6 separate regions of the Homo sapiens genome follow, and all the other regions are linked to region 2. Evidence: chromatin loops called from intact Hi-C (ENCODE). Cell type or tissue: heart right ventricle. All regions are shown on one strand. Region 1 overlaps IGSF10 (immunoglobulin superfamily member 10). Region 2 overlaps AADACL2-AS1 (AADACL2 antisense RNA 1). Region 3 has its middle 7.5 kb from the start of IGSF10. Region 4 overlaps MED12L (mediator complex subunit 12L). Region 5 overlaps AADACL2-AS1 (AADACL2 antisense RNA 1). Region 6 overlaps AADACL2-AS1 (AADACL2 antisense RNA 1).

Region 1 (4,000 bases), 400 kb after region 2:
GAGACACATATATACAAATACACACTTTCTCTGGTCTGTTATAGGCATATGAATATATATATTTTTTGAGACGGAGTCTCGCACTGTCGCCCAGGCTGGAGTGCAGTGGCAGGATCTCTGCTCACTGCAAGCTCCGCCTCCCAGGTTCACGCCATTCTCCTACCTCAGCCTCCTGAGTAGCTGGGACCACAGGCACCCGCCACCACATCCGACTAATTTTTTGTATTTTTAGTAGAGACGGAGTTTCACCATGTTAGCCAGGATGGTCTTGATCTCCTGACCTCGTGATCTGCCCGCCTTAGCCTCCCAAAGTGCTGGGATTACAGGCATGAGCCACCGTGCCTGGCCTCAATATTCATTTTATAGCTGGCTTTCTATATAAATTATATCTTCAAAAATCAATAATTATAGCTTATGAGGTTTTTTTTTGCAAGTGGCATGACTTTACACAATGGTTTTCCATTACAGGACAAAAAATGAGGATGAGAATTTCCATCTTATATATCTGTTTATTCATTAATAGAAAACATCCATGCAAAAAAATTACACATAGTAAATGTGAATTTGTACTCATGCTTAGGAGTTGAAGATTTTCTTCTAATGACACGAGTTGATACTGAATACAGCTAATAAATTTAACTTGTGATCTTTAGTTCAAAAGTAAATGTTAATTCTCAAGTTTTTCAAATGTCATCAAAAATCACCTAAATTAAATTGAAATTTGTTTAGATTTAGAATTTTTAAATGCTGAGTTATGAAATGTGAGTTTTGTGCTTTGGAGAGGCTGAAGATGCCTCTGCATTAATCTTTATTAAGAATTCTGTCTTCCACTCTGGGAAACCTTCTATTTTCAAAAGTAAATTATCTCTCTCAAAAATATTAGTTTATAAAAAGAAACATCAATAGTTCTGTCTGTTATATGTCACAATCTCCAGTTGCATCAGATCTTGGGTGCAGGGGATATCACTCTAAGCCAGTTTTTCTCCAAGGGAAGACCCCCTACCAGTAGCATTAGCATTGTCTGGGAATTTGTTGAATCAGGAGCTCTGATTTTGTTTTAATAAGCAATCTGTTCTTAAAAGCCCTCCAGGTGATTTTGTTGCTAAAATTTGACACTTGTGTTCAAACTTAATTATTTATGTTAGCTGGGAAGTTTTTTAAAGAGTGGGTTTCTACATCCTTGGCGAGACCTATTGAAGCAGAATTTCAGGAAACCAAAGCCGGGGAATATGCATCTTAAACTCGACCCATGTAATTCTAATGCAGCTGATGAGGGATCTTCATTGAGAACCCAGTTAGAACAGTGGTTCTTTGCTGCACATGGAAACCTTTAATCCGGAAAATTCTAAGAATCCTGATGCCCAAGCCATGCTGCACACATATTAAGTCAAATTCTGGAGGTGAGACTCAGACATCATTATTATTTTAAACTCCACAAGTGTTTTAATGTTTAGCCAAGTTTAAGAACCAATACTTTTAGAAAGCATTAGGAAAGAATGCCAGTATAGCATGGTGGAAAGCGTAAGGCTTGAGAACCAGCCCTGTGACCTAAGGCAAGTTGCTAAATCTCTCTAAATACCAATTTTTCAGCTGTATAGTGAGGGAATTACTTCAAGATTAAACAACCAGTGCAAAGCACCTGGCAGTTTCCCTTCCTTTAGGTGTATTTGTATTGATTTTACTTTGGTTTATATGCCAGAGAACTTCCTTCCATACTTGGGGAAAAAAAAATTTTCTCTAATATTTTACTATAATACTTTCCATACTTACCTTTGCTGGAGAATAACAGTGACTTGATGACTGGGTGTGGTGGTTCACGCCTGTCATTCCAGCACTTTGGGAGACCAAGGCGGGAGGATCGCTGGAACCCAGAAGTTGGAGACCAGCCTTGGCAACACAGTGAGACCCTGTCTCTACAAAAAATAAAAAAATTAGGAGGGCATAGTGGTGTGTGTCTGTAGTCCCAGCTACTCAGAGGTTGAGGTTGGTGGATTGCTTGAACCTGGGAGGTTGAGACTGCAGTGAGCCGTGATCTCACCACTGCACTCTAGCCTGGGCTCCAGAGTGACACCCTGTCTCAAAAAAATATAAAGTAAATAGAAAATAGGAGAGAGAGAAATGACTTGAGGCTGTTTGACTTGGTTAGCACTTATGCTATGAAAACAGTTTTTACTTTCCTCTCGTTTTATCTACCTGCTTAGCCCATGTTGCCCAAAAATAAGAAAGACGTTTTCTCATATAGGTATCCCTGATAGCACTTTTAGCACCAGTTGAGTCTCCACTGGTCTAAAAAAGTAGATTTAGTTTTACCAGGAAAGATCTGCCATCTGGTGGTTAAATTTGGTAATGATAGGCTGTGCAGCCACTGTACATCTGGAGAAAAATGGTATTCCACACAGCTCAATCTAGTGCAAAAACTAGTCACTGTACAGCTGCCCATAGAGGGCAGATGCTGCAACAACCTTCTAAGGAACCTTGCGTTGGTATTCTAACAAAGTAAAATTTATTTTTTTCTAAAACAGTTTCATTTTTGTCACCCAGACTAGAGTGTAGTGGTGTGATCTCGGCTCACTGCAACCCCAGCCTCCTGGGTTCAAGCGATTCTCAAGCCTTAGCCTCCCGAGTAGCTGGGATCACAGGCATGTGCCATCATGCTCAGCTAATTTTTCGTATTTTTAGTAGAGATGGGGTTTTGCCATGTTGGCCAGGCTAGTCTCAAACTCCTGCCCTCAAGTGATCTGCCCACATTGGCCTCCCAAAATGCTGGGATTACAGGTGTGAGCCACTGTGCCCAGCCAAAGTAGAATTTTCTAACCAAATGATTCAGTAATTGTTTTGTTACTAATAACTGTTTAGAAAGTATCATCTGGCATCTTTTCTGAGCAACTGAGTTTACCTATATATATTACAAAATCACCATGTTTGTGGATCCAATTAGTTTACTTGGTATGTGAAATGGTCAAGGAAGTCATGGTGTCTAGAACTCCCATATTTCTAGCATGTGCCTCTTCATTAAGATTTTTTTTAAAAAATTACTATGTAACGGAGATTCATTTGAATTCCATCTGAGAAATACTTACTTGCACTAAATTATACCTGTTCAATTAGATAATTTCATCTTTCAGCAAATGGCTTAGAAGACAATAAGCTGGTAGTAATTTTATTTTTTTATTGCAACAATTTAAAGCTAATCACACATACAAAAACAGGTAACTATGAGGTGATGGACATGCTAGTTAATCGTGGTCATTTCTCTCTCTCTATATATATATATACCTCAAAATGTATGTGTATATATATATATCTCAAAATGTATATATATATATATCTCAAATATGTGTATATATATACACACACACCTCAAAATGTATATATATCTCTCTCAAAATGTCATGTTCTACACCTCAAAGATACACAATTTTCATTGGTCATGCTTCAATAAAGCTGGGGCAGAGGGAGGCAATCCTGAGTAAAACAGTTTCCCTCATTGCTAACAGCTGCACACTCAAATGAATCTCTTTTCTCCTTAGAGTGGGCAGCTGGATCCACGTCTACCCTAATGGATCCCTGTTTATTGGATCAGTAACAGAAAAAGACAGTGGTGTCTACTTGTGTGTGGCAAGAAACAAAATGGGGGATGATCTGATACTGATGCATGTTAGCCTAAGACTGAAACCTGCCAAAATTGACCACAAGCAGTATTTTAGAAAGCAAGTGCTCCATGGGAAAGATTTCCAAGTAGATTGCAAAGCTTCCGGCTCCCCAGTGCCAGAGATATCTTGGAGTTTGCCTGATGGAACCATGATCAACAATGCAATGCAAGCCGATGACAGTGGCCACAGGACTAGGAGATATACCCTTTTCAACAATGGAACTTTATACTTCAACAAAGTTGGGGTAGCGGAGGAAGGAGATTATACTTGCTATGCCCAGAACACCCTAGGGAAAGATGAAATGAAGGTCCACTTAACAGTTATAACAGCTGCTCCCCGGATAAGGC
Region 2 (4,000 bases):
CATCAATGGATTTTGGTATTTGTGAGAGGTCCTGGAATCAATTCCCTAGAGATACTGAGGGAAAACTGTACTTTAAAATTCTACTGGACCACTTGTGGACACATAAGCAGATCTGTAGACCTCAGTTCAAAAAAATATTGACCAGCTGATATAGTACCATTTCATAGGCGAGAAAACTAAATCCAAAGAGGCGTGGGAACCTTGTCCAGGATCACCAAAGAGTTACAGAGAGATGTGTTGGTAAGAAAATTGTGAGTGTGTGTGTATGTGTGTGTGTGTGCACACATGCGCGTGGGCCTGTATGAGCATGTAACTTAGTTTGTACCACCTGGTTTTACTTTGCTTTCTATCTTGAAACAATGTATTGAACTTTACTTAAAGGTTATGGTCATACTGAATCCTGGAACACTACTTGAGAAAATGGTATTATAATTAATCGAAATATTAGTGTTTATTCTTTGTCTTATTTTTTGTAAGAATCTACTCATCCAATTAAACATGGAAAGCCAAAAGTGTATTGTACTGCCAAAAATGAAAAAACAACATATGCCTGAATTCATGGAAGGACTGTGTGTAATGTAGAAGATAAAATGAAACATATGGAATATGTAATAAAAAACAAAATCAAGCATATTGATTATAGTTACCTAGTGATTGCCTATTTAAATACTAAAAATTTAAGAATTTAATTTAAAAGACATCAACAATATTTATCTATTAGTTATAAAATATGCCAGGAGATGGTTATCACAGGATACCTTTTAATCTACAAATGTTGAAATTTTAAGTTTAGGCAAATCAAGGAATGACAATGACATCGGCAATGAAGTTCAGATCTTCAAACTTGCAGTATCTCCATCGGAGCAATTTTCAATTACAAGAAGATAATGTAGTTAATGTGCCTCTTCGTCTCTCCAATAATAGTAATGCAGTTTATTTTTACAAAGAAGTCATAAATGCTTTCCATTCTATACATGGAACATTAAATAAATGCAAAAAAAACCCACCTCAGCTAGATTGTTTCAGATAGCATTTTTTGACAATTGCTTTATAGTTCCAATTTCTATGAGGCTTATATAGTAATTTATTTTCTTTTTCTTTTCTTTTGAGAGATGGAGCCTCCCTCTCTCAGCCCAGGCTGGAGCACAGTGGCATAATGATGGCAGTTCACTGAAACTTGAAACTCCTTGGCTCAAAGGATCCTGCCATCTCAGCCTGCTGAGAGGCTGGGACTATGGCACCATCCCTGGCTAATTGTTTTAGAGACAGACTCTCGCTATGTTGCCCAGGATGGGTAATTTCATTCTTAAAAAGAATTTTAGGAATTAAAGGAAATATCTTCTTTCAATTTATTTAGAGGTGTAAGTTTTGAGATATTTATTTATAATTTTAAATGCTTTTGTTTGATAAACTAAAGCAAGTTTAGACATTTTTCTAAACCACATTAAAGGAATTATTAAAACATGATTTTATTGGATATCTAACTTTATCACGTTAGCTTATGCTGGGTAACAGCTTTCTGGAGCCCACAAGGGGGCAGACTAAGAACGTATGAAAGAAAACAATCCTTACGCTGTAGTCACTAACTGGCGGAGTTCCGTTCCAACTGAATGCATTTGGCTTTATTTCCTTTTTACTGAATTTTATCTTATTTTCTTCTGACCGAAAGCAATTTCAGTTTCTTTGCACTGTATTGGAAAATTGAGCACTTAAAAATCTAAACTCATTTGACGATACGCATCTTCTCTCTTATTGTCTTCTAAGTGAAAACTGTACGGAAATCATACATGATTAAGCTGAAGAAGTAAATTGTAATAATTTCTAATCCATTATTTTACATTAATTTTTAAATAATAGTTTGTTTGTTTGTTTGTTTATTTTGAGACAGAGTCTCGCTCTGTTGCCCAGGCTGAGGTGCAGTGGCGCAATCTCGGCGCAATCTCTGCTCAGTGCCACCTCCACCTCCTGGGTTCAAGTGATTCTCCTGCCTCAGCCTCCCGAGTAGTCTGGACTACAGGCGCGTTCCATCATGCCTGGCTAATTTTTTGTATTTTTAGTAGAGATAGGATTTCACCATGTTAGCCAGGATGGTCTCCATCTCCTGACCTCGTGATCCGCCCACCTCGGCTTCCCAAAGTGCTGAGATTACAGGCATAATTTGCTTATTTTCAAAAGAAAACGACAAAATAACTGTCATTTTTAATATCAATTGTATAAATCAGTATTTTATTAATAAACGGTTCTGGCATTCTTGCATTTCCTTTAGTTTTATTGTGTCCTTGTAATTCGATTGCAACCTTTAAACATCTCTCTGTATTTACCAGAAGATTATTTGATTAGTTAATAAAATATTTTCTAACAGGAGCTGTTTTTGGCAGGGAGGTATTATTTTTATCTTTGCTCATATATTTCACACTGGTAATCATGTGTAACAATTTTGAGACTAAACTATTGAAAGTCATTCTTTAGCAAATAAAGTAAAATCTCTTTTTAATTGATTCTTAATCATTAAAATAATTTTCAAAATATTTTCAAGGAATATGTCCAACTTCGATTCACTGTAAATAAATGAGATTTAGCTAATATACTAATGCATGTTACTTCTAATTTAATTAGATTAAAAATAGAATTCATCTAACAGTCTATATACTTAAATATATTCAAGCAAAGTGTTTTACTTAAATTAGTATAAAGTATGAAGTTTCTTATTTCCTAAGCCAATCTTCAATTCCAAATTACTGATTGAGTTCTAGCTCATGTATATAACTTCTCGTATACTCCAGGGAGCCACAGTTTAATCTTATTGACAATTTCTTTGTTTGAGATTTTATGTATATGTGTATACCTATATATACACACACATACATATGTACATATATGCATATGTGTACACGCTATATGTTCATATTTGGTATTTAATTTATAGAATAAATATTTTAAAGGTTATAAAGTTGTGATTAGATCTCTAAATAGATACTATGTATCTTTACTTAAGGATAAAGCGTATGCAGGAGAAAAATTTTCCAAGATTTGAAATGGTCATAGCTGAAAGGCCAATTTACATGTAATCCTGTTAAATTGGTCCTCACCCTCAGAAAGTTAAGAAGCGTTTGAAAAAAGATGCATTCTCTAAACTTCGAGTATTTTACAGGCATAGAATTTTAAAGCTGACACATAGTGAACATTGCACTATTAGGATGAGCCACTTTTTAGGGAAGGGAGTTTAATCACCAGAGAGCATAATTCTGGGAACTCTTGAAGATCAGAAGACTGTAACTTTTAGCTTTAGTAATTTAGAGTTAAAAAGAACATGAAGTTTCTTTTTGGATGGCATGAACTAATACTGGTATGCCTGGTTCATCCAGAAGCAGTTAGAACATGTCTTTCCAGGTCTCGGAAGTAGAAGGGACTGCAGGTTTGCTGAGTCATAACACCATATGGCATAATAGCAGGGCTCCTTGAAGAGCGAGTCACCTCGTGAAGACTTTGTGGGAGGTCGAAACCTTTGGAGAATCTGAAGGCTCAGCTTGAAAGGGAAGAGTGACATTGTGTCATCAAGAGATAAATGAAGAGTATGTTTGATAAAGAGTTCAGCTGACTGGTGTTTTACTTTACTTGTAAGAAAGAGGGCTCACTCAGATACAACCTCCAAATGAAGTCAATGGATGTTCACTAAGAAAAAACAGCTCTAGAATGAAACACTCAGCCTTCTTTTGCAGGCTTGTAGTCTTTTTCAGCACTTTAAAAGTACTGACAACGGTGCCTCTTGTTTTAAAGAAATTGGCAAATGAGAGAGAAGCCTCCTCTCAGCCTCCTCTTGATTTTTTATAAGAGACTTCAGTTTTAAAGAATCTTGGACTTTCCAAAATGGGCTATTTTTAATTTTATAACAATGCTCAAGCCTAGGGAGAGGAGGAGCTAAGAATTTTTGAAATGCCATTGGAAATAATTCCAGCCCTAATTAATCTCTTTTTGGCATCAAGAGAAAGAAATTGTGAAT
Region 3 (4,000 bases), 370 kb after region 2:
TGTAATTTGGAAGTCCTAAAGATGAGGGCTGTTGTAAGGTCAACTTTATTTGGCCAACAGCCTGCTCATGACTGTCTTCCCAAGGTAAAGGCTCTGGTATAGCATTATTAGTGAGCTCATACAATGGTGAAGCTATTAAGGAAAAAATTGGAACTCAGAATCTGCAACATCCTGCAAGTCCAAGAAAACTTCTTAATTGTCTTTTGGTTGCAGGTCAAGGAAAACTTTGAATAGCTGTTATCCTCTTAGTTGAGAGGGAAATTCCTTCAGCAGCCAAGTCACATCCCAAATGGTGGACTTTTTGCCTTGAAAACTTAAGTTTTTCCACTGAAGCCTTGTGACCTTTGTATGAAAGTTGCTGTAAAAGGTAAACTGAGTCCATTACAGAGCACTCCTTAGTGGGACAGCATATATTCATCTATGTACTGAATGAGAGTAGAATTTTGAGGCAACTGTAGTGTCATTAAGTCTTGATGCAATGCCTGGGAAAAATAGAAAGGGCTTTGGTAAATCCTTGTGGCATTACAGGCCAAGTGTACTGCTGATTTTACCAAGTAAAGGCAAACTAGTATTGACTCTCTTTATAAACTGGAATGCTAAAGAAGGCTGAGCAGAGATCTATTATTGTGAACACTTGGAATCAGTGGGTACATTAGATAATAAAATATTAGAATTTGGGACTACGGGAAATCTTGGTATTACAATTTTATTATTGCCTGTAAATCTTGAACAAATCTTCAACCTCATCCTTTTGGCTTTTTAACTGCTAGGATTGGAGTGTTACAAGGGCTCCTGCATGGGAGTATGAGTCCTTGTTTAATTAAATCTTCTACAATTGGTTAGAGCTCTTGAATTGCTTCAGATTTTAGTGGATATTGGGGTAATTTAGGCAAAGGTTTAGGATGATCTATTTGGACTTTCATAGGTTGCACACTTTTAATTCTTCCTATATCAGTTGGGGAAGAGGCCCATAAACATTCAAGTATTTTTGAGAGATCAGGGGTATTACAGGCCTGAGTTTCTATCTTATCAATTTATTTCTGTAGACAGCATAACAATTCTGCTTCAGGAGAATCAGGAAACTCTGAAGAAGGTTTACATGCCCTTTTAACTTGAAAGTAAATCTCACCCTAACAAGTTTACTGGAGCAGCATCACATAGTACAAAAGTATATTTTTCTGAAAAGGGCCCCAATGTTAATTGGATGGGTTCAGATACAGGAATGTCTTGAACTTGATTTGAAACCCCCACCACAGAATGTAAATTATTTCAGCCATTGTGGAAGACTGTGGCAATTCCTCAAAAACCTAGAAACAGAAATACCATTTGACCCAGTAAACCCATTACTGGGTATATACCCAAAGGAATGTAAATCATTCTATTATAAAGATACATGCATGCATATGTTCATTGCAGCACTATTCACGATAGCAAAGACATGGAATCAACCCAAATGCCCAACAATGATAGAATGAATAAAGAAACTGTGGTAAGTATACACCATGAAATACTATGCAGCTATAAAAAAGAAATGAAATCATATCCTTTGCAGGGACATGGGTGGAGCTGGAAGCCATTATCCTCAGCAAACTAATGCAGGAAGAGAAAACCAAACACCATATGTTCTCATTTATAAGTGGGAGCTGAACAATGAGAACACATGGACACAGGGAGGGGAACAACATACACTGGGGCCTAGGCAGCAGGGCAGGGGGAGGGAGAGCATCAGGATAAATAGCTAATGGGTGCAGGACTTAATACCTAGGTGATGGGTTGATAGGTGCAGCAAACCACCATGACACACATTTACCTATGTAACCTGCACGTCCTGTACATGTATCCTGGAACGTAAAATAAATTTTAAAAATACAAACAACCCTCACAAAAATGACCCTTTTTACTTCTAGGGATTTACTGGCTTATTAAAGTGGGGTTTATGGTAGATAGAATAGCTCCAGTATTCATCGGGACTGTACACGACTCCCCATTTATTTTAACCTGTTTCTCCATGTTCATTTAAAGGTATTACGGGAGCAATTTAGTAGAGAATCCCTGGGAGCCCCGTCAATGCCATTATCAGGAGGGCTAAGGTCTCTTGGGCTCCCTCTAGTGGAGAAACAGTTCAGCCTAAAGGGAGGCTTATTGGCAGACCTCTTACATAAAAGCGGTCAATCCCTTTTCCAATGCCCTGGTTGTTTGCAATAAAGGCAGATATCTTGGGGTAAAGAATTTCTTGTTCTAGGATCTCTCGGTTGTGATTTAAAATGAGAATGAGAAAGGTCCCTTTGGTCGCAGCCCCTGTAGCCATTGTAACTGAAGGGTCAGCTTGTTAGCTTTTTGAGCTTTTTCTTGCTCTAGAGTCCTCTCAAAATGTTCAGCTAAAGCCACCAATTCAGTCATATCTGTAACTTCCCATCCAAGCTTATGTTTTTTAATTAAACTTCTAAGTTCAGGACGGAGTCCATTTATAATAGAGCAGTTAATGCTATTTCAGTCCCTGCAGGAAATACTCCTTGCCGTACTTTAAGCCCAGAATGTTTCACAAACAATGTCTCTAAGCGAGTTCTGTAATCTCAAACTGGTTCATCCTTTTGTTTTTGTTTACAAGATTGTATGACAGACTAATCAACTTTTTGCAGAAAAATATTAGAAATTGAATGTAAAATGTTTTCAGCCATTTTTCTTTCTTTTTTTCTTTTTTCTTTTTTCTTTTTTTTTTTGAGATGGAGTCTCGCTGTCGCCCAGGCTGGAATGCAGTGGCACGATCTCGGCTCACTGCAGGCTCTGACCCCGGGGTTCACGCCATTCTCCTGCCTCAGCCTCCCGAGTAGCTGGGACTACAGGTGCCCGCCACCTCGCCCGGCTAATTTTTTGTATTTTTAGTAGAGACGGGGTTTCACTGCGTTAGCCAGGACGGTCTCGATCTCCTGACCTCGTGATCCACCCACCTCGGCCTCCCAAAGTGCTGGGATTACAGGCGTGAGCCACCGCGCCCGGCTCAGCCATTTTTCTAGCTACTTTTGGTCCTTCTCATGAGGAGCTTTTGGAGGGGTCTTTAATACCCTCCTCAGGTTTGTCCCATTCTGCTACTGCCATCCATTCTTGAGCTTCATCAGGCCCTAATATCATGTGAATAAATTGGTAAAGGTCAGGAAGCCCTGGCTTGTAAGCTCCTATTAGGATTCTAAATTCCTCAGTAAATTTTTGAGATTTTCCCTTGAATAAGGGAAGTCCTTCACAAAACTTTAAGCTCAGTTTTAGACCATGGAGTGAAAGTAGTTATAGCAGACAGGCCTGGCTGATCAGGTCTTACTTTGTAAGGCATCTAACTTCCTCTTTTTCATCATCTTCAGGGTGAAAGGGTAATTTAGCAAAAAGGTTAGTGGACTCAGTATATAGGCAGAAATGGATAAAGAGAAGAAACAGTCGAAGTTAGTTCAGTCAGAGCACAGCCCTCTTTTGTCATGTCCTTGGTCTGGTGCCTAAGCTTTCCATTTGCTTTTTGCAAAGAATCTTTCAAGGAGTTAATTTTTGATTCATTTAGTCTTTTGGAGACCTCTGCATACCAATGAAAGACTATGTCCCACTGTTTCTGTGGGACATAGTCTTTTTCCAATATGCCTCACAAATACACAATTTTTTCCAAATTATAACTTCCTCATTTCGACCATCTTAAGTTCTCTTTAGTGGGGTTAACCCATTTTTCTAAAAATGCACACGTTGAGCCAGGCATAATGGCTCACTACTGTAATCCTAGCCCTTTAGGAGGCCGAGGCGGGTGGATCACCTGAGGTCAGGAGTTCAAGACTAGCCTGACCAACATGGTGAAACCCTGTCTCTACTAAAAATACAAAAATTAGCTGGGCATGGTGGCAGGTGCCTGTAGTCCCAGCTACTCGGGAGGCGAAGGCAGGAGAATCATTTGAACCCAGGAGGTGGAGGCTGCAATGAGCTGAGATTGTGCCATTGCACTCCAGCCTGGGAGACAGAGTGAGACTCT
Region 4 (4,000 bases), 550 kb after region 2:
TAGTGTCTTACTCTATCTAAGTCAGTCAGGTTTAGCAGAGAGGTTAATGGCAAAGGGGTTAAAAGGATTATCTGAGGACTTCTATCAAAATATCTGTCCATCAAGATTCCAATTCTATAAATGCAATGGACACTGAAGTGCATGAATTTATATATACCTCAGTTGGTCATTTGCATAGCTATCACCGCCCCCAATTGTGTGTCACTGGCTAGATTAAGATAGTCATATTTTAGATCAGCTAATTAAGAAAAGGCAATTTGAAAGGCCAATTCTTTTCTCCACTTTCCCCAGAAAGTCACAGGTAAATTACAGCTTCCGTATATATATAGAGGAGGAGCAGACCAGCCTGACCAACATGGAGAAACCCCGTCTCTACTAAAAATACAAAATCAGCCGGGCGTGGTGGCGCATGCCTGTAATCCCATCTACTCGGAAGGCTGAGGCAGGAGAATTGCTTGAACCCGGGAGGTGGAGGTTGCAGTGAGCCGAGATCGTGCCATTGCATTCCAGCTTGGGCAACAAGAGCAAAATTCCATCTCAAAAAAAAGAAGAGGAGCAAGCTGCGCGCAGTGGCTCACACCTGTAATCCCAGCACTTAGGGAAGCCAAGGTCAGGAGCTCGAGACCAGCCTGACCAACATGGTGAAACCCCCCGTCTCTACTAAAAATACAAAAATTAGCTGGGCATGGTGGCACACACCTGTAATCCCAGCTACTTAGAAGGCTGAGGCAGGAGAATCTTTTGAACTCCAGATGGGGAGGTTGCAGTGAGCCAAGATCATGCCACTGCACTCCAGCCTGGACAAAAGAGCAAAACTCCATCCAAAAAAAAAAAAAAAAAGGAGCAATATTATTGCTGGGAAAATACCTTCAGTACATGTCCTATCCTCTTCATCCTCTGTTTCTACCACACCACAGCTCCCAGGCAATAATCTCAAAAATGATATTATCTACTTTCGTGTTTATATAAGCTATTAAATGTATGACCTCTTTAACAGCATCAACTGGCTCCATTCAGCACTCTGGAGTTTAGCAAGTACTTCTCTATCCCATATCTCATTTAATCCTTTCATTCAGGCCTCAATTCTAAGAGGTCTTTAAAACATCTAAATCCCACTTTAATGTTTCTAAAATTAGACTGCTATATAGTTACTAGGCATGTTTAATGTGATAGTAGCTTTATTTCTCCTACATGACATTATTAAATCAATGGAATATCTTCAAACGTAGGCTAAAAACACAGAGAACATCATCCCTATTTTTTTAAAAGTCATATGACAAAAACCATCAATATCAAACTGCTTATATTTCATACCAATTCCCACGCTGTGGCATGAAAAATATTTATCCAGGCCAATGAAAAATGAATCATTTACATGAGCTAAATAACATCAATGGGAATAATACATGATGCTAGTGTCAGAAGTTACATAATACTCTATTAATATTGAATAAAATAATTACATTTGATTGCTTTTTCAAAACTGGCTTTTGGGAATAATCTAAAATTTGAAATCCAAAATTTCTTACTTAGGGCTTTTGGATTACATTCAGTATTTCAGAATCTTCTCAGAAAGCAATAAATAGTGTATTTATTCTTCCTTTTATGCAGAAAAGAAACATATTCAGAGAATTTCCAAAAGGAAATTTTCCATTCTTCATAAAACTGACATTCAGAGAAACTGATCTTGTAGAAAATCTTTCAATGTGTGTGTTACTGACTGTTATATTCATTAAACCACTTCATAAATATTTTACCCTCAATTTGAAATTGTATAATAGTATTTTGTTTCTCAACCATCGTTTCAAGAGAATGTGGTGCCTAAGGGAATGCAGAAATTTAAATACGTCAAAATTTTGTGTGTGTGCACACATGCAAACGAGAATAAATACAGCTTAAACATAAAAACATGTAATGACCACCATAAGGAAATGTGACATACTAGAAAAAAACAAATAAAAACAAAAAAAAAAAAAAACAGAAAACAAGGACAAAATAAAGCGTAGGAACCATTTAAATCTTATAAAGACTGTACCCAGACTAAGCACCACAAGAAGCCAATTATCAATAAATACTAAGCACACGCCATATAAAAAGATACTGTGCTCAGCATGATACATAAAAGAATCTCTGGATACCCCTAAATGACTTCTAAAATTAAATACTTAAGAACAAACATTTTCGATTTTCAACATAATACAAGTATCATAGTAGATGCAGAATTCAGCACACTCCCCAGTCTTCCATCACCATCTAGTGGTAAAATTCACAAAACAGGTGAAGAAAATTCAATTTTTGTCCTATTTACAGCATTCGAATTCACAGTAACACAGCCTAGCACTTTGCTAAAGTTTTCCTTTAAACATCCTTATTAATGCTAATGTATACAAATGTGTATCCTGCAGCTGCCTAGTTCAGTGTAATATGGAAATGCTTGATGAGAATAATTAATGCTGTCAAGAAGTTTTGTTACAGATGTAAAAAAAAAAAAAAACAAGGCTGTAATAACATGAATTTCATGGGAAAATGCTACAAATAGACTGTTCTTTCTAAATTAACTTATAGAAAAATTTTAAAAATGTATAATTTATAGTTTCAAAAGTATACAAAATCATCATTAGAACTGAATAGGGAGGAGTAAGACTACCAGTGTTAAATAAAATTTTCCATCAATTTATCAAGAAACTCCTAAGATTCACTTTGAATGCAACTTTCATTTTGAATACTCTTGAAGTTTTCTTATAAGCCACAATGAAAGGAAATCATCTAAAATTATAAAAATGATTTAAAAAAAAGTCATCCTTAGAGACACACATCTCTTTTTCTCCTTAGTTGGAAACTCAAGATACAGAATTAAATTGGAAATTCCTTTTATTTCAGTTTAGGCAAACATTTTTAATAAAAGTAAACTGGCCAACTTCTCTTTGAATTATGTTAGAGTACGGTCGGAAGTGGTGGCTCATGCCTGTAATCCTAGCACTTTGGGAGGCCAAGGTGATCACAAGGTCAGGAGTTCAAGACCATCCTGGCCAACATGGTGAAACCCTGTCTCTACTAAAAGAATACAAAAATTAGCCAGGCATGGTGGTGTGCACCTGTAATCCCAGTTACTCAGGAGGTTGAAGCAGAAGAATTGCTCAAACCCGGGTGAACCTGGGAGGCGGAGGTTGCAGTGATCCGAGATCGCACCACTGCACCCCAGCCCACGTGACAGAGCAAGACTCTGTCTTTAAAAAAAAAAAAAAAATTGTGTTCGAGAATATTCAGTGGTTGTAGTCTGGGCAGACTCCCCAGCAACTCCTAGAATTGAACCATACATCTGATTTAATCAGCCTATGACAAGAATCTGCAAATAGATACTAGGTTCCCCAGGGTCTCCAAGTCTAGGTATAGGTTTAAATGTTACATGCAAGACTTTTCAACATTCTGGACACATTTACATAAATATATATGCAGACAAACACATAGCATGTATAATTGAGGCTAACAAGTTTAGCATAAAGAATGTAAATCAGCCCCTTAACCCATGATAGTTTTTAAACAGTCTTAAAAAGCTATATACAATGCTTAAGATGGTTACTGCTAGCCTGAAGCAAAATATCTTTCGTAACACAGAAAGCCATCTGTCAATTACCCAACGATGAATTACCTCTACGTATTTTGCAAAAAACCTGAACCATATCATACGTCCTTGAATAGTTCTTGACTTCTTCTCAGTATATAACTTATAATACAGAGTGAGTATCTTTTTCTATGCCTTATAGAATTGTCATGTACCTTTGTAAGTATGAGTCAACTTCCAACATTTTATCCTTTGTGCTTTCTACGTCATGAAATATTTCAAAAATTCCTTAATTGTGAAGTTTCTTGTCAGCATCACTTACTCTGGGATAGCTCATCCGTTCCCTGTAGATGTTAATAACTTTGCCTTCATTAAGTTCATCTAACAGCATATTATAGAGGTTTAACCTTCCCCTGGTTAGCTATTTCTTTTGTATTT
Region 5 (4,000 bases), 66 kb before region 2:
TTATAAACAACAGAAATGTATTGCTCATAGTTGTGGAGTCTGGGAAGCTCAAAATTAAGATTCGGTGTCCAGTGAAGGCTCATTCTTTATAGATTATGCCAATGGCAGAAGAGGCTAGAGGCTTCCTCCACCTTCTTTTATAAGATTATCAATTTTATCCTAATCACTTCATAAAGGCCCTACTTCTTAATAGTACCACACTGAGTATTAGGTTGCAACATAAGAATTTTGAAAGAAAATCTACATTCAGGACATAGCATGTGATCCTTGTTCATTTAGGAGTTTATCTGGGAGCAGAATCTCTAATTACAGGGCATGGGCAGATTTGTTAAGGTTGAGTGAGGCAGAGTGGAAAAGAGTGGTTTTATGTCCACTGTACTTCCAAAGTCTAATTCTTCAAAATACAGACATCCAGGGTAGAAGAGAAAAAACAAGAAATTTAGATACCTAAAGGGATTAGATTTTTAATAAGACCTGGTTATTATAAATTATTTACCAGCCTTACTAACTCATCTAACAAGACAAGTAAAATTAGTGTAAAGATACTGATTAGATTTTCTAAAGTGATAAAAATTAAATGAAAGATGGAAGTTTCTTACAGTAATTAACATTTACCATCAGTTAAAAAAAATCCTGATACTAGATGAAAGGATTTTGTTTTATATTTTAAAGATCTATATTTGTAGTGAAAAATAGACCCTATACTCTTTTAATAGGTTTTTGGATTTTACCTAATATGCTCTATGTGAGTCTCTGTTACTTACAACCAATGACCCCAGACTAAAATATGAAGCATTGTAGCCTTAAGTAGATCTTCAGACAACCACATCTTTTTATTTTACTAATCAATATGTAACAGCAGTGAGGGAATACTTGGATTAATGAGACCAGTTTCCAGAGGGTTAAAGATGAACATCTTAAGATGCAAATGTAGGAAAAACACAAGGTTTATGTGTTAATCATCCCAACAGCAAATAAAATAAAAACTGTGCATTGACCCACGCTGGACTTAGGAACATTCTAAAGAAGTTAGTAATATGAGGGGCATGTCTCACTTTCAGTCATGTATTATTGCTATTATATGTCAATATCTATTTTTTTATAGCCCATATAATTCTTTGCATGTATTATCTTCTTTATGAAACTATGAAGCTCTAAGGATGTGGTTCCTAATTCCTCTCCATATCGTCTCATCAATCAGCATGAAGTCTTTATTTAGTATGTGTTTAATAGATTATTTGTTGAGTGAGTCAAAAGGCTAGGGGAATAGGATTAACTTGACACCTATGGAAGATTCTAGCATTCAGGGATATCATATTTAAAAACAAAGGGGAGATTCCTTAAAAGAATAGACTCCCTGAGATAGCATCTTATAGGTAGAGTAGTGGTCGTCAGCTAGAACCAGTTTAATCCCAGGGGAAATTTGGCAATATCTGGAGACATTTTTCGTTGTCACAGCTGGAGTAGGGGGTGCTCTTAGCATGTAGTGGGTAGAGGCCAGGGATGCTGCTAGATATACAACAATGCCCAGAATATCCTCCAGCCCACCAATAAAGAATTATGTGACCTACAGTGTCAATAGTACCAGGGTGACAAATACTGAGCTACAGTTGTTTGTGCTCAGACCTTTTCTTGCTGAGTGAAGCAGGAAGAAAACCTCTGGACTTCAGTTGTTAACACCAACAGCTGGGGCCGGAGGCTTCTATTTGTCCTGCTATAGAAATCTTCCTCTTATTTCTTTTAGTTATAGAACATACTGAGTTTTAGCTGGGGCCTTGGCTACCAGTTAGAGACTATATGTCTCATTTTCACTTGCAGTCAGGATTGATGGTGGGACTAAATTCTAGCAAATGGAAAGGAGTGGAATGGACATGTGCTTCATGTGGTTAAAAGAGGAGGCCTTTTGCACTCTCTCTTCTCTCCTTCCTGAAACTGATAATGTGGATGTGGAGGGTGTATTAGGCCATTCTTGCATTGCAATAATGAAATACCTGAGACTGGGAAATTTATAAAGAAAAGAGGTTTCAAAAGGCAGAAGGCAGGAAAATAAAAGCAAACAAACACCCACACTCCCCGTCACCACCACCAAAAAAAGAAAAAAAAAAAAAAGAGATTTAATTCGCTCACGATTCTGCAGGCTTTACAGGAAGCATGGTGCTGGCATCTGCACAACTTCTAGGGAAGCCTTAGGAAGCTGACAATGATGGTGGAAGGTGAAGGGGGAGCAGGCACATCACATGGTAAAAGCAGGACCAAGAGGGAGAGTAGGGTTGGGGGAGGTGCCACACACCTTTCAATGACCAGATCTCTGGAGAACTCACTCACTACAGCAAAGACAGCACCAAGCCTGGAGGGATCCACTCTCATGATCCAAACAACGTCCACTAGGCCCCATCTCCAGCATTAGGGTTTACAATTCAACATAAGATTTGGGCAGGGACAAGTATCCGAACTGTATCAAAGGATGTAAATAATATTTGTCCTTTTAGATGTGGATACAATTGCATAGGCTGGTGAAGCCATCGGATAGAAGCATGAACTAAAAAAAATCTATAAATCACAATATCTATAAATTTGGAAAGGAGACTATTTCTTATAAAGGGTTACAGCTTGCAAGGTGGCCATTCTGACAGGCTGGAAAGCATAGCCCCTGGCAGAGGCCATTGGCAGGCACTTGGAGGGAGGGAAGGATGAAATAGGAATTTATACAGAATGCCTTGATCAAGTCTATCCAACAGGTTATAGCTCTGAATATTCATGAAGGGGGTCTTAACACATGCAAACTGAACAAACATATATGTTACATTTGTCCCATATTCACTTTGGGGTAGAGACTTAACATTTAAATGCATGACAATTAGGCCCTATATGTCAAAATGTGAAGCGGGGACATGAAGGCATTCAGTGCAAAGCCTCGGTAAATAAGCCAGAACCTGTCCATGTGGGTGGTCTCTTATCAGGAGAAAGTTACTGAAATCAGTCTCTGGTCTAATCAAAGCTATAGTTCTGGCTTGTGGAACAGGGGAATCAGTGAGTCAGTGCCTGGAAGTGGATGAGCTGCAATTGTTTCAATACTGTTTATCTCAAGGCCAGTGCTTATTTAGCTGCTAGAGAAAAAGAAAATCCTCGTGGCAGTGAGTACATAGTTTATTCTTTAAGTGTAGGGGTGCATGATGTAACTTTTGCCTGCAGTGGCCTTAGGTCTTGTTTATAACTTGGTGTCTTTTTGTCAGAAAGAGCCCATTCTGCCTGTCTTATCATCTCTATTTTTACATTAATGCTGCTCACTTGTATGTCTAAACCACAAAAGGAAGGGGCTATAAATAGGCATATCCAACCGCCTGTCCAGTTATGGCCAGGAACTCAGTTTTTAAGGTTTCTCTGGAGTCCCCTTGGCTGAGAGTGAGCCCAATCAGTTGGTTAGGGGTTAGGGGGTGGGTGTAGGATTTTATTTTTAGTTCTCAGAAGGAAGCTGTGTCCCTGAATGACCTTGTTGTGTGTCAGAAACCATACCCCAAAGTATGGTGCTTTGACATGCTGAATTGAAGAAGCCTCAAGGTCTCTCTGACCTTCCCCCACCATTGTCTCCCCAAATCTTTTATCTGCCTAAGTAAGATCCAGACCCACCAAAAGGAACAATTTTCTCCCCTGTTCTCTGTAAGACCAAGAATGTAGCCACGCTTGAACAGACCCTTTCATAAGATAATGTGCAATGTCTGCTCCCTGATTCATTCATTCTCCCTAGAAATATTCTCAATCTCATTCCTCTTCTCCTGCCTTCCATAACTTGATTTGCCAGGACAGTATATAAGCTTCTGAAATAGATGGCGGCATGGATAGTCACTCTGTGGTTCTCCCTGTGTACACGTTAATAACATTTGTTTGCCTTTTCTCCAATTATTCTGCCTTTTTGTGAGTTGATTTTTCAGTGAACCTTCAGAGGGCAAAGGAGATTTCCCTTCTCCCTTACCCCCTCATGGAGCAGAGTTACCTACCTGTA
Region 6 (4,000 bases), 84 kb before region 2:
GCAAACCAGTTTTAGTAATTTCTCAATAAAGGGATTACCCTGTAATTCTCTGTGAACCTCCTATTTTGCAAGCCCAAAGGGAAAACAGTTTTTTCTAGACACATCTATTATGCTTGTCCCTCAGCTAGCAATAAGGGATGCTGCCCTTGCCTTCAAGTCCCTGCTGAGCACCACAACCATGCTCAATATCCTCATCCGTAAAATATGGTCAAAAGAGTGTCTGCCTCACACATTGTAATTGGGATTAAATGAATCAGGTCTAGAGTGTTTAGGAGATTGTCTGGTACATAGTAAGCATCTAAGACGTGTTAGCAATAATATTGACAGTAATGATAAGAGATGACATGATGGTGATTATGATGGTATTAACACATCATTGGCTGTGACTGATTGGACAAGTAACGCTTTTATCCAAAGGCTACCAATCCAGAAGCTGCATGTTGTCTTACAGTTCCTCTGGCTGGTTGCAAAAGATGAGCTAGGCCAGAGTCCTCTCAAAAAACCAACCAACTGTGGCCAAAAAAGTCATAGGCTGGGATGGACATTGTGTGGCATTGTGAAGGTTAAAATTGGGAGGCAAAAAAGTATTTAAAAGAAGAGTGAGTAAAAAAGAAGAGACATTGTAAAAAAAAAAAAAATCACTAAGAAACAGAGACACTTAGTAAGAGAGCCCAGAGTACCCAGCCAGCCCCTGCCTATCTTTTAATTCTGCTAGTCTCACTACCAGTTTCTTAAAGGTCTCCTAGATTCCAACCATAACACTCAACTTTTAGTTTTAAATTCATCTGGGCTTGAGTATTCTTTGTCTCTTGAGCCTAAAGAATCCTGACTAGATTAAAAAATACTTTTTATAGCACAATTAATCATACTACAAAAATGAGTCAGATATCATCTGGCTGCAAGACTTCCTTTCAACTATCGTTTACAAATTTTAAAGCATAGCAATTATTGCAAACACTGATGAACAGATTTAGCTCTGTATGAACATTGGAATTTCCATGGATAGGCATCCTATGCAACTTTATTCTCTAGGCCATTATAAAGAGATTCTTAAATGTCAGTGATAAGAGCCAGTAACTGAAGTAGCAGAGGAAAGTGTCAGGGAGTGCAAACTCAAATGTCTATCGAGAAAATTCATGCATATACTGGGTGTAATACAATAGAGTGTGGTAGGAATTTTGCCAAAATAAAGAGGTCTGCCATCCTGCACTCCTCCCCAAGACAGACATTTCTCTTAAGATCAGTCTTCTCTTGATGGGTGGAAATAAGTTCCCAGTTAAAAAAGCCAAAAATGTAGATTTTTAAAATTGAAAATCTTCTGATTTTTAAATGTTAAAAACTGATTTAATTTTTTCTAATAAAATATCTGACCTCCCAAAAAATGTATCTACAGAACAAACTTTATTTGAGGCTGCCAGTTTCTGCCCTCTGATATAATAGCATGGGAAATAGTCTATGGTAAAGAACCAGATGGTATACAACTTATCATATTTCCTAAATCCACATTCTACTCTGGTTATACTGTAAAAAGACAAGAGAGAGGAGACTTTAAGACTTTTTGTTAGAGGGAAATAAAAAATGCATATCAACATTCGCCCAAAAGATTCAAAAAAGTCTTAACATTATGATCACAAAATTGTGGATCCTGGTGATTAATAATGCATACATATATTGGGATAAAGTCACGTGGAGTCCTCCAGGACACCTGTATGTCATTTTGCAGTTGTCCTCCCCATCATTTACATTTCATCAACAATATCTAGGAAATCATAATATGTAGGTAATTTTCAAAACTTAAAAAAAAATTTCTAAAAGATTAGGATTAAACCCTTGGCTTTGGAGTTGTATTTAAGCATACTCTTTGATGATGGAAAGAAAGTAGTTTAAGTGATGTACATGTATATTTTAGTAGCCCTGGAATAATGTGTTCTAGGTGTTATTTAAAAAAAAAATTCATGGCTAACCAAATTAATTGAAATAGGATTGACTAGATTTGGTTTGGTTTTGATGAAGCACAAAATGTTCTTTAAAGAGAAACTTCACCGGATACAGGGCACAGCTTTCAAATCATAATCCAGTGACAGTCTTCTTTGTATCTACTGTAATTGTCCTCATTTATTTTCAAAGGACTACTTAGACACCTCTGTGAAATGTCAATCTATTATATTCCATCTTTTGCTCTAAGTTATTCAAATCTAAAGCAAAGTGTTTTTAATGGAGAGATTACCTTCCTTCCACATCCTCTCACTCAAAACTTGTCCATCTAATAAATGCCAGAGACAAAAAGGTGAGAGATTCAGTTACTGCTATTTAAGAACTCTGGATTTAGTATGAAAAAGTGCTTACTACTTCTAGTGTTAGCCCCACCATCTAAAAAACTTAGAAGTCGACCGGACGTGGTGGCTCATGCCTGTAATCCTAGCACTTCGGGAGGCCAAGGTGGGCAGATCCCCTGAGGTCAGGAGTTCAAGACCAGCCTGGCCAACATGGTGAAACCCCATCTCTAATAAAAATACAAAAATTAGTCAGGTGTGGTGGCACACACCTGTAGTCCCAGCTATCAGGAGGCTGAGGCAGGAGAATTGCTTGAACCTGAGAGGTGGCGGTTGCAGTGAGCCGAGATCATGCCACTGTCCTCCAGCCTGGGTGACAGAGCGAGACTCCGTCTCAAAAAAAAGCTTAGAAGTCATCACTCCTATCCTTAAATAACAAAAAGCTGAAGAAACTAAGAATCAACAACTGTTCTTAGATCTATCAAAGAACTAAGGTTTCAGAGCAACCTGCCACTGAAATCTGGACAGGCAGTGATAGGCAAAATAATGGCTGAAGAGAAATCCAAGTCGTAATCCTTGGATTCTATGAATATGCTATATGACAAAGAAAAGAGGAATTAAAGTAGTAGATGGAATTATGGTTGCTAATCAACTGATATTTAAACAGGGAGATTATCCTGCAATATTAGTTGGACCCAATATAATTATAATGGTCTTCAAATTTGGAAGGGGTAGCAGAAGAGAACTATTGTGATACCAGTTTGAAAAGTGCTTGGCCTTATATTAATGCATGGAAAACGCAAGAAAATGAATTCTCCCTTAGAGCATCCAGAAGGAACATAGCCCTGCTGACTAATTGATTTTAGCTTGATGTAAACGATTTCAGACTTCTGACTTCTAGAATTTTAAGATAATATATTTGTGTTGTTTTAAGACACCAAGTTTGTAGTAATTTGCTATAGTGGTCAGTAGAAAAAGAATACATACGTGAATCCAGACAGTCACAGTGGAGCAACTTATCTGGAGCAGAAGCCATTAGCACCATAAGCTGGCAGAAAAACTAAAATATTAATTTTAACAAATTCCTAGAGGTTGAGTATGGATTATTTGAGAGCAAAAAACTCCTAGAGGTCCCAATCTTAGAGAGGCTTCAACAATTTTATGGGTTTTTACCTCTGGGAACCCCTCCAGGTTCTCATGGTAAATATTCATGAAAGTTTCCCTTGTGGCACTAGCAGGGGAAAGAAAAACTAGTCAATGTAAAATATACCCACAGCCTCCTCCATAATGGACTACGCTGCAGATAAAAGGACTTTACCTGAGCCTTATCCAAGCTGGAAAAAAGCATTCCTCCCACTTTAGTTCCCTCTAGTGTTTCTGCCCCAACTAAGAGGGTACAAAAACTATACAACCGGAGAAATGCTTATGAAAGTCACAGCCCACAGACACAGGCTGACTAAAAGTGTGCGTTTTCATCCTAAGTATATAGAAGGCATCCCCTCACTGACACTTTACCACCACACCAGCAGGACTGCAATATAGTAACACTGGATTACATCGGAAAGAGCTGCAAGATGCAGACTCTCTGTGAGGAGGAGTACTTAGGGAATCCTAAAGTCAAGAAAGAAGACAAAAGCAAGGAGACTAGAAGAACATGAAGCCTCTGGCACCCACAGCTACAGCTGAGATTAAACACAGCCTAGATTCCAGCCAGATTAATGTAAATC

What was found. Hi-C counts contacts between places; a loop is a spot of excess contacts. Peaks named below come from ENCODE experiments on the same cell type or tissue, not always from the same donor. Only the 100,000 strongest peaks of a DNase experiment are listed, where the experiment ranks them.
Region 1: it touches region 2 in a loop (13-fold over the local background); 95 of 110 quality-filtered maps call a loop at or near these places.
Region 3: it touches region 2 in a loop (21-fold over the local background); 40 of 110 quality-filtered maps call a loop at or near these places.
Region 4: it touches region 2 in a loop (8-fold over the local background); 28 of 110 quality-filtered maps call a loop at or near these places.
Region 5: a loop joins it to region 2, with 2.2 times the contacts of the local background. A loop is called at or near these places in 35 of 110 quality-filtered maps.
Region 6: it touches region 2 in a loop (3-fold over the local background); 35 of 110 quality-filtered maps call a loop at or near these places.

Annotation. Positions count from the first base shown.
Region 1 is chr3:151,438,128-151,442,127 of GRCh38, reverse strand. IGSF10 (immunoglobulin superfamily member 10) reads left to right here. Exons shown (of 8, transcript NM_178822.5): 8 at 3,531-4,000. Among named protein-coding and RNA genes, the nearest start is that of IGSF10, 21 kb to the left of the region's middle. In heart right ventricle, CTCF peaks have their summits at 2,130 and 2,347 (motif pointing left); no DNase peak of the experiment used is centred here.
Region 2 is chr3:151,836,719-151,840,718 of GRCh38, reverse strand. All of the region lies in intron 1 of AADACL2-AS1 (AADACL2 antisense RNA 1), which reads left to right. Among named protein-coding and RNA genes, the nearest start is that of AADAC, 25 kb to the right of the region's middle. In heart right ventricle, CTCF peaks have their summits at 1,325 and 1,532 (motif pointing right); a DNase peak (open chromatin) is centred at 1,526; H3K4me3 peaks cover 475 bases; H3K27ac peaks cover 1,011 bases.
Region 3 is chr3:151,466,602-151,470,601 of GRCh38, reverse strand. It overlaps a transcript of IGSF10 not described here. Among named protein-coding and RNA genes, the nearest start is that of IGSF10, 7.5 kb to the right of the region's middle. In heart right ventricle, CTCF peaks have their summits at 1,905 and 2,105 (motif pointing left); no DNase peak of the experiment used is centred here.
Region 4 is chr3:151,289,129-151,293,128 of GRCh38, reverse strand. The region is part of intron 16 of MED12L (mediator complex subunit 12L); the gene reads right to left. Among named protein-coding and RNA genes, the nearest start is that of P2RY14, 13 kb to the right of the region's middle. In heart right ventricle, a CTCF peak has its summit at 2,266 (motif pointing left); no DNase peak of the experiment used is centred here.
Region 5 is chr3:151,902,926-151,906,925 of GRCh38, reverse strand. All of the region lies in intron 1 of AADACL2-AS1 (AADACL2 antisense RNA 1), which reads left to right. Among named protein-coding and RNA genes, the nearest start is that of AADACL2-AS1, 23 kb to the left of the region's middle. In heart right ventricle, no CTCF peak of the experiment used is centred here; no DNase peak of the experiment used is centred here; H3K27ac peaks cover 1,152 bases.
Region 6 is chr3:151,920,961-151,924,960 of GRCh38, reverse strand. All of the region lies in intron 1 of AADACL2-AS1 (AADACL2 antisense RNA 1), which reads left to right. Among named protein-coding and RNA genes, the nearest start is that of AADACL2-AS1, 5.2 kb to the left of the region's middle. In heart right ventricle, no CTCF peak of the experiment used is centred here; no DNase peak of the experiment used is centred here.